2 separate regions of the Homo sapiens genome follow, and region 2 is linked to region 1. The links are chromatin contacts, found by Hi-C in ENCODE. All regions are on one chromosome and are shown on one strand. Each heading gives the region's core, a stretch centred on a gene start or an enhancer-like site at or near the end of the contact. The rest is flanking DNA. Distances are from core to core; before and after follow the strand shown. Region 1 holds the start of GBP6 (guanylate binding protein family member 6). Region 2 overlaps LRRC8B (leucine rich repeat containing 8 VRAC subunit B).

Region 1 (6,517 bases), core at 2,481-4,980:
TCAGTAGACCTGTCTGCTCTTCAAGAAGCTATGTAGCTGAATGAGCTGGTGTTAAAAAAAGTTTGAGCTTGGCCAATTTGTTTTGCATGCTATGATTTGGTGCAGTTTATTTGTTTTGTGAACCGCAGAACAGTTTTGCAAGTTAAGGTTTTTATTTCAATTATCAATTTCCCCTACCTGCAAACAAGAATATTTATTTATCTATTTATTTTATAAACAGTTTCACTGAGGTATAACTGACATATTTTAAATGCATTAATTTATTATATATAATTTAATGAGTTGCATACACTTAAAAAATTGTCACCACAATCAAGGTAATAGATATACCCATCCCCTCCAAGTTTCCTCATGCCTGTTTGTTGTTGCTGTTGCTATTTGCTTATGTTTTGTAACAGCATGTAACATGGATCTAGCCTCTTAGCACATTTTCAAGTGTATAATACAGTATTTTTAACTATAGCTATGCCCTATGGTTCTTATGTTGTACAGTGGATCTCTAGAATTTACTTATCTTTATGACTGAAACCTTATACCCATTGAATATACTCCCCATTTCCCTCCCCCCGAACTCTTGGCAATCAGCATTCTATTCTCTGCTTTTATGAGTCTATTTTAGATTCCACATATAAGTGAGGTCATGCAATTTTTGTCCTCTGTAACTGGCTTTATTTTTTTAGCATAATGTCCTTCAGGTTTATCCATGTTGTTTCAAATGACAGAACACACTTGTTTTTTAAAGTTGAATAATTCTCTCTCTCTCACAGACACACACACACATACACCAAATTTTCTTTATCTATTTATCTGTTGATGGACATTTGTGTTTTCTCATATCTTGGCCATTGTGAATAATGCTACAGTGAACATGGGAGTGCAGATATTTCTTTAAGATTCTGATTTTTATTCTTTTGAATATATTCCTAGTAGTGGTATTGCTGGATCATGTAGTAGGTAATTTTTTGGGAAACCTCCATACTGTTTTGCAGCGTTGCCTCACCATTTCACATTCTCAACAGTGTAAAAGGATTCCGGTTTCTCTATATCCTTATCAATGCTCATCTATTTTTTTGTAATAGCCATCCTAACAGGTAGGAGGTGATATATCACTATTGTTTTGATTTGCATTTCTCTGATTATTAGTAATGTTGAGAACCTTTTCAATATATTTTCAAAATATTGTATTTTATTTCTGAGCTCTCTATTCTGTTTCATTCATCTATGTGTCTATTTTTATGCCAGTTCCATACTGTCTTAATTACTGTAGATTTGTTATACATTTTGAAATCAGTAAGTGTGATGCCTCCAGCTTTGTTCTTCATTCTCAGGTCACTTTGACTATTCTGGGTGTTTTGTGCTAAGCTCCTGGCTTGACTTCATGGACCATCCAATATATGCAACCCCATAATTAACACATTTTCTAGTTTCCCTATCTAAAGCTTTAGACATCTTGGGGCTTTGCTGATCCTGGAGAGACTGACCCTCCCTGGGCTTGCCAGTTCTTAGAGATACTACAGGATTCTCCTGCAAGTGTGCCTTTCATATGCAAACCAACCAACCTGGAGCCCACACCCCGCCACTTTCTCTGTTGGCTCTCATTCTCTGGGCCACTATCCATCTGCCCTACTCACCGAAAGGCCAAATATCAAAAGTAAGAACAATCCCTCTGCCCCAGAGCCCACTGAAATTATTCCAGCTAGCCAGTCCTAAACCTGCTTGCCCTGCTAGTTCTAGTTCACAGTTGCTCTCGACATTTACTCCAGTTCTTTGCCTCCTTGACTGCAATTGGAACCACCTGGAGGTGGGGCGAGGCTTTAAAAAAACACTCACACTCACCCTCAACTCTAGACTTACTAAATCAGAGTCTCTGGTGATGGATCAGAGCTCAAGTTTTTAAGGAGAACCTCAATTGATGTTTATGTGCAGCAAGTATTAAGAATCACTGGTTTAGTCTTATAACATCTAAAGGAGGCCTCCTACTAGACTCTTTACTTTAGACAAGCTCTGGTCTTTGACTTTTGGCCTCTTCATAAATGCCTTCCAAACTGAAGGTCACATTCCCTTGGTTGGCAAATGCTATTAGAAAAAAAACAGCTTCAATACTCCACTTAACTCTTTGGGCGTTCACCTTCCCTTGGAATTTGGTCTTTAAGATCATTCATGACAAATTAGTCAATTTTTAATATTGCTTTTGAAAATATTAAACATTTTTGAATCCAGAATTTTCCTTTTTTTTTGAGATGGAGTCTCGCTCTGTCGCCCAGGCTGGAGTGCAGTGGCACAATCTCGGCTCACTGCAAGCTCTGCCTCCCAGGTTCACACCATTCTCCTGCCTCAGTCTCCTGAGGAGCTGGGACTACAGGTGCCCGCCACCACACCCGGCTAATTTTTTTGTATTTCTAGTAGAGAGAGACAGGGTTTCCCCCTGTTAGCCAGGATGGTCTTGATCTCCTGACCTCGTGATCCGCCCGCCTCGGCCTCCCAAAGTGCTGGGATTACAGGAGTGAGCCACCGCACCTGGCCCAGAATTTTACATTTTTAACACAAGTCTTTGTCTGAATAGAGTATTCAGATTAGTCTACCACACTCCCCAAATCCTCAGCCTAAGTTATTGCCAAAACTCATGTCTGCTCATTCTGCCACTTGCTTCTGTTCTCAAATCCATTTAGCAGTGCAGCCATGGTAGACAGTCCCAGCATGCTGCTATGTCCTCTGTAGAGAGTCTTTCTCCTTTTCTCACTCAGATGTTTCTCCAAGCTGTGAAAGGGTGTCTATTTTGCCCAAGGGCAGCTTGTGAATTCAAAATAGTTAAAGTCCCTGGGGATAAGACTCAACCAATGGAAACTGTGGGTTGTTGGATAAATAGTCCACATCAAGGGTCCCAAACCCCCAGAGCATGGTCTGTTAGAAACTGGGCCACACAGGAGGTGAGTAGGGAGAGAGCACTAAGGCCTGAGACCTGCCTCCTGTCAGATCAGCAGCAGCATTAGATTCTCATAGGAGCTTGTACACTGTTATGCACTGCACATTCCACCTTCTATGTCCATGTATGCAGATTTTTTAGCTTCCACTTATGAGTAAGAATGTGGTATTTGACTTTCGGTTTCTGAGTTGTTTCACCTAAGATAATGAACTCCAGTTCCATCCATGTTGCTGTAAAAGACATGGTTCATTCTTTTTTTAAACCAGTAATATCTTTAGCTCTCTCTCTTTCTCTCTCTCTCTTCTGTGTGTGTGTGTGCATGTGTGAACACATTTAAAATATCAAAAGTTCTTCACTAACAAAAGACCCCAGAACTCAAGAATTCCCACTAAGAGAAAAATGCTTAAAATATTCTTGGTTTCTAAGGCTTTGCTTATGTGACTACTGTAGATTTCCTGTTTTTCTTGTGTGCCTAGGAAACTAAAGCCACCTGGGAACGGTATCAAGAAGAAAGCCTGTGAAGCCTTCTAAGATGGGAAAGACAAAAGAAAGCTGGCAGGATTGTGCTTGCTAAGGTGTGACTGTGCAGTATCTGTGGCTTTTTCTGACCTCCTCCCACCCCTGCACCCAACACCCATCCTCAAACTCACATCGGATGATTCAGGCATGGCTCTGCTAACACTTTATTAAAAGCATGGATTAATTTTACTTCCAAGTTTATTTTTACTGCACCATCCCATTTGTGGAAACAACTAGCTTACTCAGCTTTTTTTTCCTTTTATAAAGGAAAGAACAGAAAAGTAAAAGGAGGAAAGAAAACAAGAGGTGAGTGAGGCAACTGAAAACTGTTCTTGGACCTGCGGTGCTATAGAGCAGGTATGTTCACTTTCTTTTAAATGCAACTTAGTTCCTAACTCAAGACTTGGTTTCTGATTCAGAGTGGTAACTGAGGAATGGGCAGGAAGGGCAGGGTGCCTGCTGCCTGGCCTGCAGGAGTCTGTGGCTGGCTTTAGTTCTGGGGAAGCTCAGCTTCTCCACTTGAACCAGTGACAGCCGGGCACGCCGCGTCCCCCTGGATGTGCTGTTCCCTGATCATCAACTCAGGACAGCAGTGAGTGGCCTGGAATGAGCCCTGGTGGGCGCCTGCCTGGCTATCTCTCTCAGGTCCTGCGGCAAGCCCCAGAATGCAGAGAACAAGGAGCTTCCAGGCAATTATACCGGAAGGGAGAGTTTCTTGTCTATCTTTCTAGTGGTCACACTTAGGAAAGCTTCAGAATAAGAGCTCTATAAATCTCTATGTAGAAATAAACTTAGGCCCCACATCACTGGTCTTTATTACTTAAAAATAATTATATAGTCCAAACTCTGTGTGTGCGTGTGTGTGTGTGTGTGTGTATGTGTGTGTGGGGAGGGGGTGGGGGAGGAGGGGGGTGTTAGTTTCCCATAGGAACATCAGAGTCTCTTGTAGCTCTTGCTAAACAGATGGATACTTAGGCCTGGGAATCTGGGTTTGAACAATCCTCTCAGTTGATTCTTTAAAAAAAAAAAAGATGAAGAATAGACACTATGTTTAAAATAAAAAAGATTTTTTTAAAAACCACCATGTCCCATGGTGGTTTGCTGCACCTATCAATCCGTCATCTAGGTTTTAAGCCCCGCATGCATTAGGTATTTGTCCTAATGCTCTCCCTCCCCTTGCCCTCCACCCACTGACAGGCCCCAGTGTGTGAGTTTCCCACCCCCACCCCCAGCGCCAACCCCCCGCCGCCCGTGTCCACATGTTCTCATTGTTCAACTCCCACTTACCAGTTAGAACACGCAGTTTTTGGTTTTCTGTTCCTGTGTTAGTTTGCTGAGAATGGGATCTAATTAAAGAGCTTCTGCACAGCAAAAGAAACTATCATCAGAGTGATCAGGTGATTCTTATGTACATCAGAGTGTGAAAACCAGTCCTGAATAGGATTGAACAGCTGTATTTCATTTAGTAGAAGTTAAAAGGTCTGTGGTTCCCACACAGCTAAGAAACCAGAGACCTGGTTTATATAAAGTTGTTTGCAGGAGCAGCCACATCTTCCTAGAGCTGCCTTTATTGTTCACTTTAAAGAAGGGACTGTACAGTTGCAGTCACTGTAATGTGATGAACACGTTACACATCACATTACAATGCATTTCACTGTGGAAATCAGGACCTCGTGTTTGATCTCCATTTTCCTTACTCCCCTCAGTGAAGAATCAGACAAGAGCAGGTTGTACAGCAACAGCGTGCTTGAACTTTACAGTTTTGCTTCCGTGAAAAATTTATTTGTAGTTTTTGTTTCTTAGTAACTTATAGTTTGTATATTTTGTTGAAATATATAATCTAATGGACCAATTGTTATTGTAATTATTGTAGTAACCTCCATTTAATTCAACATTTACTGAAATCCTATTGTGTGGTGCATGCTATGCAAAGATATAAACTTATAATGTCTCGTTTTATTATCAAAACACCCTCCAGGTTGGATGTATGATTTAACTCACAGACCCCTATAATTAACAGGCTCAGCTAGCTTGACCTCCTTGGTCAAGGCCACATAAGTAGTGAATGATAGAGCTGGTATTTTTGGTGGCATTAGATGCATCTTGAGTGTCTGACATATCAATTCTAAACTGAGTATTTGAGGCATTTGAAGACAATATTATGTTTACATTTTTCTAATTATAAGGAAATACAGGTATCATAGAAAACCATTTTAATATAATGGCAATAAAAATGTGCCAGGAGACCTACAGAATAATTGTACTTTCAATACTAAATTTATGGAATTAAACTTCACCTCTAAAAATATTACAATTAAATCCCATATGCCTTTCACCTCGATTCACCCAAAAGTGACATTGACTTTATCTCTCAAAAAGAAATCTCTCTAACTTATCTATTAATATGTATGTACATAATTTCTCTCTCTCTCTAGATATCTATAATTTATCTCCATAAATAATATGCAATATTATATGTATTGTTATTCTTATTCTTTTTCTTATTCTTGTCTGTGGGAGTAAATTGCAGAGAACCTGACCCTTCTAGGCTACGTATTTCAGCCTGTACTTGAATTCTTTAGATTCTGGACATTCTCCTGCTTCCCTTTTGGAAAGATAGCCTGTATTCTCTAGAGTTTTCTCATCCCATAGTGGATCCTTTCCCTTCTCCCTTCTATTCCCATCACTCTTCCAAACCTGTAGATAAAAGACAAACATATAAGGTCACACTGATGCATTAGAGAACAAGTTTCAGTATATGATGATCATTAAAAAGTTACTGCAGGTTGTCGATCAAAAACCTTATAGCATAACCACTGTCTTTGAGGTAGGTTATTTTGACAGATAAGTGGTTGCAGTAGCATAACACAGAGGAATAGGTTGCCCGATTATCCAGGCTTTTGTCTTTTACTCTCTTTTTTGTTGGTAAAATATACATAATAAAATTACTATTTTACTAATTAAGAAAATACTTCGGTGACATTAGTTGTGCAGCTATCTCCAGAACTTCATCATTGTAAACTGAGACTCTCTACCTTTAAACAATGATTCTGCATTCCCTCCTCCCCCAGCCCA
Region 2 (6,517 bases), core at 1,467-3,966, 230 kb after region 1:
AATAAATTAGTTTTAAATAATTGTTTTCTAACATTTTTTATAGAATTTGTTGACCCAGGCAAAATTGGAGTTCTTGTAAGCTTCAAGGCAAACTATTTTTAAAGCTGTAAGTAGATTTTTCAGGATAAAATTGCTGAATTGAAGGAAAGTCTTGAGTCTTTAACAAAACTCCCCAGGCTCCTTTAGAAAAATTGAATGAGAGTAGGTGAGGTAAGATCCTGTGCCTTAGCTGGGCAGAGAGCTGGAGAGAAAGCCCCAGAGATGGACTCTCGCACATAGCCAGCGCAGCCCTTGACTCACTTTCACAGCAGCAATGCTAAGGGGCTGGCCCTGAGGCCCACTCCCACTACCTTGGGAAATCCCTCTCTTCTAGTGGAGCCTAAGAAGTTCACTAAAATCACAGATGTAGAGATTTGGAAGGAGACTGGTGGGAATGTGGTAGTGCTGATAGCCAGACAAGAGAGTGAGGGCAGTGGCTTCAGGGTAATCACCCAGTAGGAAATCAGTCCAGTTAAACGAGGTACTTGCTGGGAATCTGAAGCTGACTGAAGAAGGGAAATACGGAATGCCTAATGCAGCTCAGGTTAGGGCACTTTTCTTCATACCACTCATTACAGACAATTGTGTAATCGTTTCATGTTTCTCTCTTCCGTGAGACTTGTGCTTCTCAACTGGGAATGATTTTGCCTCCCAAGAGACATTTGTCTGGAAACATTTTTGGTTGTCACAACTGGGAAGGGGAGTGGCACTGGTAACTGGTGGGTAGAGGCTGAGGATGCTGCTAAACATCCTACACTGCACAGGACAGCCCCACAGCAAGAATTTTTCCACCCACAATGTCAACAGTGCTGAGGCTGAGATGTCCATGGTGACCTGCATTAGGCTAAAGTTTTCAAAGGCAGTCTTTCTAACTCAGTACTTGATCCCAGCAGCTAGCTGGGAGCCTGGCACATTAGAAGGCACTCAGCACGTGCTCACTGAATATAAATGAGCCAAGCCTAATTTCTTTTTTAGCCAGTTTGCCTGAGTCATTTCATAGGCACCAACAAGCACTCTTAATAATGCACACTGCAAAGGACTGATTTTTTCCTTCACTTGGACATCACTGATCCTACTTCTGAGCTGCAGGTATCTCTGTGCAGAAGGGGTTGCCTTAGAAAGAGGTTGCATTTCTTCTCATCTCTCTGCCTCATCTCCCAATGTAAGTCTGCATATGTAGGGTTTGCATCTGCTCTTGGGAAGGAAATGAAAGTAAAGGGTAGATATTTTTCCCTTTGTTTATATCTAATATTTTGGTGTACAATGATGATCTATATGGAATGTTGTTCTTAGCAGTGACAATCATTAGATTTATTTTTAAGGATATACAGCACTGAACGTGTGTTAGAGGGAGGGGTGATGTAGGAGAATGGAGTTTACAACATCATTAACATTTTTAATGGAATTTGGTCATTTTTTAGTTTATATAAAAGCTATTTATCCTTTTGAGGAGAGACAGTTCTGGATGGCCCTAGAAACTTGTCTCCCAGCCGGTCTGCATTAGCCCGTCAGAGGATATAGGCCAAGTCCCTGAGTGCCCTTTTTATCCCTGTTTCTAACAAAGCCAGTTTTGGAACCAAGGAACCTACATTATTTCATAGTTTTTGTAGGTGGCCCCTGTCCCCAGCCAATATGTAGAGTATTATGGGGGGTAGGGAGCGGTGGTATGTGCAGTCTATCTATGCTGAGGCCAGACTTATCCCTCAGTGAAGTGATGAGTTGAAGGGATTGTGTATGTGCTCAACTTCTTCTCTGGAGGTCTTTCCTCAATAAACCCTATTTCTTCTATGTACTGTGGCGCCCTTAGAAATTGACATGCAACCTATCTACCATATAGGGCAGCAGTCAACGGGAGCAGCTTTAGGAGTTGACCTAATTTGCATAATATTTATTATATTTAAAAGTATCTGTGTTATAAATTATTTAGTTGAAACCATGCCAGAGGGAAGGAACAAGAGTAAATATTCAGGTGTATGTGTATGTAGAGGGGAATGAAATGTGCATGTATATATAATCATATTTTTTTGCTCTGCTTCTGTAGGCTTTTTTAAAAAAGAGAATAAGGTTTTCAGTCTGCTGTCAGATTCTTAGGATGTTTTTAAGGGTATTATTCATTACATTACACAGTAAACTTTTTATGAAGACTCTTGAGGGTAATTTATTTCTGATCAAGGACTCAAGAGTAATTATGATTTTTCTTACTGGTTTGTTTTTATCTTAACGACAATGTGTGTATAACTACATTTTATTTAAGAATTGCTTGTTAGAGTGTTTAAAACCAAATTCGTTGCCCACCCATATACAGCAAGGATGTAGGTGTCCAGGGTAGCCACAGTCCTCACTCCTCATTGTACTCCTGTCTTCATTTTCCCTCTATCTTTTCATCTACTTCAAATTTATCATCATTGTAGTCTGCATCACTTATAAACCTCCAGAAATGTTTTGTTTTTTTTTTTTTGGAAAAAAGGTAAATGTCTTATCATAAGCCACCAAAAACCTATTTTACCAGCTTCTTTTTTCTTCCCTTTCCAGATTGAGATGCTACCAGATGGGCTGTTTCAGTGCAAAAAGCTGCAGTGTTTACTTTTGGGGAAAAATAGCTTGATGAATTTGTCCCCTCATGTGGGTGAGCTGTCAAACCTTACTCATCTGGAGCTCATTGGTAATTACCTGGAAACACTTCCTCCTGAACTAGAAGGATGTCAGTCCCTAAAACGGAACTGTCTGATTGTTGAGGAGAACTTGCTCAATACTCTTCCTCTCCCTGTAACAGAACGTTTACAGACGTGCTTAGACAAATGTTGACTTAAAGAAAAGAGACCCGTGTTTCAAAATCATTTTTAAAAGTATGCTCGGCCGGGCGTGGTGGCTCATGCCTATAATCCCAGCACTTTGGGAGGCCAAGATGGGCGGATTGCTTGAGGTCAGGAGTTCGAGACCAGTCTGGCCAACCTGGTGAAACCCCATCTCTGCTAAAACTACAAAAAAATTAGCCAGGCGTGGTGGCGTGCGCCTGTAATCCCAGCTACTTGGGAGGCTGACGCAGGGGAATTGCTTGAACCAGGGAGGTGGAGGTTGCAGTGAGCCGAGATTGTGCCACTGTACACCAGCCTGGGTGACAGAGCAAGACTCTTATCTCAAAAAAAAAAAAAAAATGCTCCAGGGCTTTAAATGAGAAGTAAAATTTTCTAAGTTAATAAAGATGAAGAATGGGTGACTATTATGATGAACCATAACTAAATGTCTTATTAAAGCAACTGAGTGTCTAGCCCTAAATTAACCAGGTAAAAACTGTTAACACTAACCTGAAGTTTTGTGAATAACTGTTCTTTAACTTATTGAGATGTTGCAAGAAATGCACATCCAGGGTGGACTGGGAGCTATGAAATGACTAAATTCCTCCTTGCAGTGTTTACCTTCAAGATTGTATAGGTATTCTCTCCTCTTCTTCCCCCAGTCCCCATTACTTATTTGCACACTTGTTTTAACTGACTTCCTGTTTTGATATTTATCACCAAGACCATAAACTCATCAATATGAATTTTCTTGATGTATACTCACGACTGTCTTTGATTTATGTTCCTAAATTTTTTTAGATAGGGTATGTTGTGCTTGGCAGAATTCTTTTTTGGCTTAATTTTTACTTCCTTTCCCAGCTTGCTTGAGTCTTCCTTAACCTGGTTTTCTCTTAACACCAATGATGAACCCTGAGAAAATGCCTGCATTTGGCCTTTGCCTAGAACAGGAGCTGAGTATTTAAGATGTATTATCCTCGGGGCATCCTGAAAATTAATGTATTCCCTAAAATTTCTTCTTGTCTATCATCAAGGCCTTTTTTTATTTGTTAAGAATTTTTATATTAAATGTAAAACATATAAATATTTTCTATTGTATAATCTTGGATTCAACATCTGTGAGGATCATTTTTGTAAGATACATAGAATTTGTGCATTTCTTTATGAACTTACTGTTAGTGTTCTTGGTTTCGGCTGTTTATGACTCATGTTTATGTACATTCTGCTCCAAAATGTTTTTGTACTCTGCAACTAATTACTTTTGGATAACAAAAGCCTTGTGTTTAATGCCCTAAAGTATTTGGGGGTTTCCTTGTGAGAGGGTGGCCGAATCATCTACCTCTCTCTTCCATAGTTGCTGTGCAATCGTACGGGTAAAATTCTTAATTACTTACAAAAACTGTGATAGAGGGGAGAGGTACAGATTTGGTTTTTAAATTGATTTTAAAATACTTTATAGAAATTTAGTAAGAGTTAAAGCAAAAGACTTTTTTTCCCTCCATCTATGTAATCTCTAGCTATGATTATAATGTAAAACAGCCTCTATTCAGTGTCTAAAATGAGTTCTCAAAACCCACAAAGAAATAGATCCATTTAACTGAAATTCATCTCATGCCTTTATCTAACTCTTCTGGAAAATACATTTTGCTCCTTTTTATAAAGAGCTTTGTGCTTGGCCTTTTATTATGCATATTTTTAATGAATAAAATCAACTGACTCATTTTTGGGAAATGTACATCTTTAATATGTTTTTCCCTAAGGGTCTAGGCATTATGATGCCACCTCTTCATTTTGGATATAACTATGAAGAAATCTATTAACTGCACCTACACAAAACTGGAAAACACTATAGGTAAACAGTACTGTGTATATGGAATTGTGGTGCGTGGTATGTGTTTTCTCTTGCTTTGTTCCAGAAAGATGAAAGTGAGTCTTTAAAGCATAGCAAATAGAGCTTCCCCTCACCTGCCACACACTCCTGCACTAAAGTTCAAAGAAAAGAATTATTCAAATCAAATGAAATTTGAATAATATTAGCTATCAGGAATATAGGACACCAAACACACTGCCTCACACATTATTGTTTATTCTGAACGGAAAGGAACAGTGTAAAAATAAACTACTTACCAAAACTTGCCTTTAGTCAGAACATTCAGCTCTCAGGGAAGCAGGTATAACTGATGAAACTTCTAGGACTTCAGAAAACAGATTCTAATTATATCCATGTTTTTCGTTGTTATTTTCATTTTTTAAAGTGTGAGTTGATGTTTATTTTAGTGTTTCACAATAGAATTATCATGTATACTGATTCCAGTGTGGCATGTGATTAAGTTTTGGACATGAATATGCCAAAAGTGCTTAAATGTTTTTGGCCACATAACTAGCTAGAATTTCAAAACAAAATTCAGATTTGCTACCATTCACCTGACGAACTTCTCCATGGCTCGTCACTGGTTTGGTTCAACTGCAGAAGTCATTGGCTAAATTTTCCTTATCACCTACGTAAATTTCTAGAAGAATTTACTAGCAGGATTAATAATGAATATTATAAACTGCTTTCCACACACTAGGGTATAATTATTGGTGCAATCTATGTTGTTCTTGATGCCATGGTTTTACATCTTTTAATTTAAACCTTATACACCAGTGTTTAGGTCGCTTTTGAGACAAGGTAGCCCTGATGCAAGGAAAAATGAGGCTACTACTTCACATAAAAAATAGGGTGTTAATACCACCTTTACTGTACTGTTGGAGCAGATCTTTATTTTACAAGTGTTCATATTCACATAAGAGAATTTTAAATGAAGAAAATTAAGTTTGTTAAATTATAATTATGAGACTTTCGTTGGCATTTGATTTCAAGAATACATATGCATTTTCCAAAAAATAAATGTGGAGGTTATTCAGAACAAAATTCATAGCTTACGGTAGTAATGGCATGGATTAATTTTATTTGCATGCACACACAGACACACATACTTCATATATGCAAATTATAGCATTAGTTTTTGATATATCTAGTGGTTTTTTTTTCAAAATTGCAGGAGGTTGTAGATTAAATTAAGTATGATAGCACGTTTTTTAATTCATTAATCATGAAGTGCTCTGTTCCCTAAGTTATGACATTTAGAAGAAATCACATGCTCAACCTTAATCTGAGAACCTAAGTGTTTTTGAGCATTCCAGTAAAGGAGTAGTGTTCTTTTCCTAACTTACATCAGGGTACATCTGTGTGGCACACAGATACTATCTTTTCATTCTTCACTCCCAGTCTTAATTTCTTTCCCCTGTATGTCACTGTATTTTATGTCACTTCACATTGTGTTAAACAGGGTAAATAGAGATCCTCAGTATCTCAGTGCTGTGGCATAGCTCCAATAGGTGTGCTGTGGTGCACTGCAGTGATGTATTTGCATAACATTGTTTGATAGTGAAAAATTTTTTTTCGGTTCAAGTGTTTTGTGATTAAAATTTTATGTTTAATTAAAATATTGCATAATATTGATGGGTTCAAAAACCATTAAAATAATCAAACAATTATTCTGTGCCCTTAACATTATTTTCTTGTGTTTTCAATAAAATTTTCTTTTCATCTTTCCATCTTCACATTCTCTTAGCATCATCCTATGCACATAAGGTATGTTGTTTTCCTTCTCCACTCACCTACCGCACTAAATTTGATC

Evidence for each region. A loop is a pair of places that touch in the nucleus more often than their neighbours do. Pooled maps may share reads with other maps.
Region 2: a loop to region 1 is called in a pooled map, with 3 times the contacts of the local background. The contact joins the enhancer-like site here to the promoter of GBP6 in region 1. A Hi-C loop is called at or near these places in 2 of 37 single-sample maps with no recorded cell type and 5 of 50 pooled maps.

The regions. Positions count from the first base shown.
Region 1 is chr1:89,360,329-89,366,845 of GRCh38, forward strand. It overlaps GBP6 (guanylate binding protein family member 6), which reads left to right and starts at 3,731. Exons shown (of 11, transcript NM_198460.3): 1 at 3,731-3,799.
Region 2 is chr1:89,590,200-89,596,716 of GRCh38, forward strand. It overlaps LRRC8B (leucine rich repeat containing 8 VRAC subunit B), which reads left to right. Exons shown (of 6, transcript NM_001369817.2): 6 at 2,572-6,517. The coding sequence ends at 2,844. Among named protein-coding and RNA genes, the nearest start is that of LRRC8C-DT, 39 kb to the right of the region's middle. Within about 2 kb of position 2,717, at least 3 of the 41 ENCODE cell types and tissues checked have a DNase peak (open chromatin) inside an H3K27ac peak, as active enhancers do.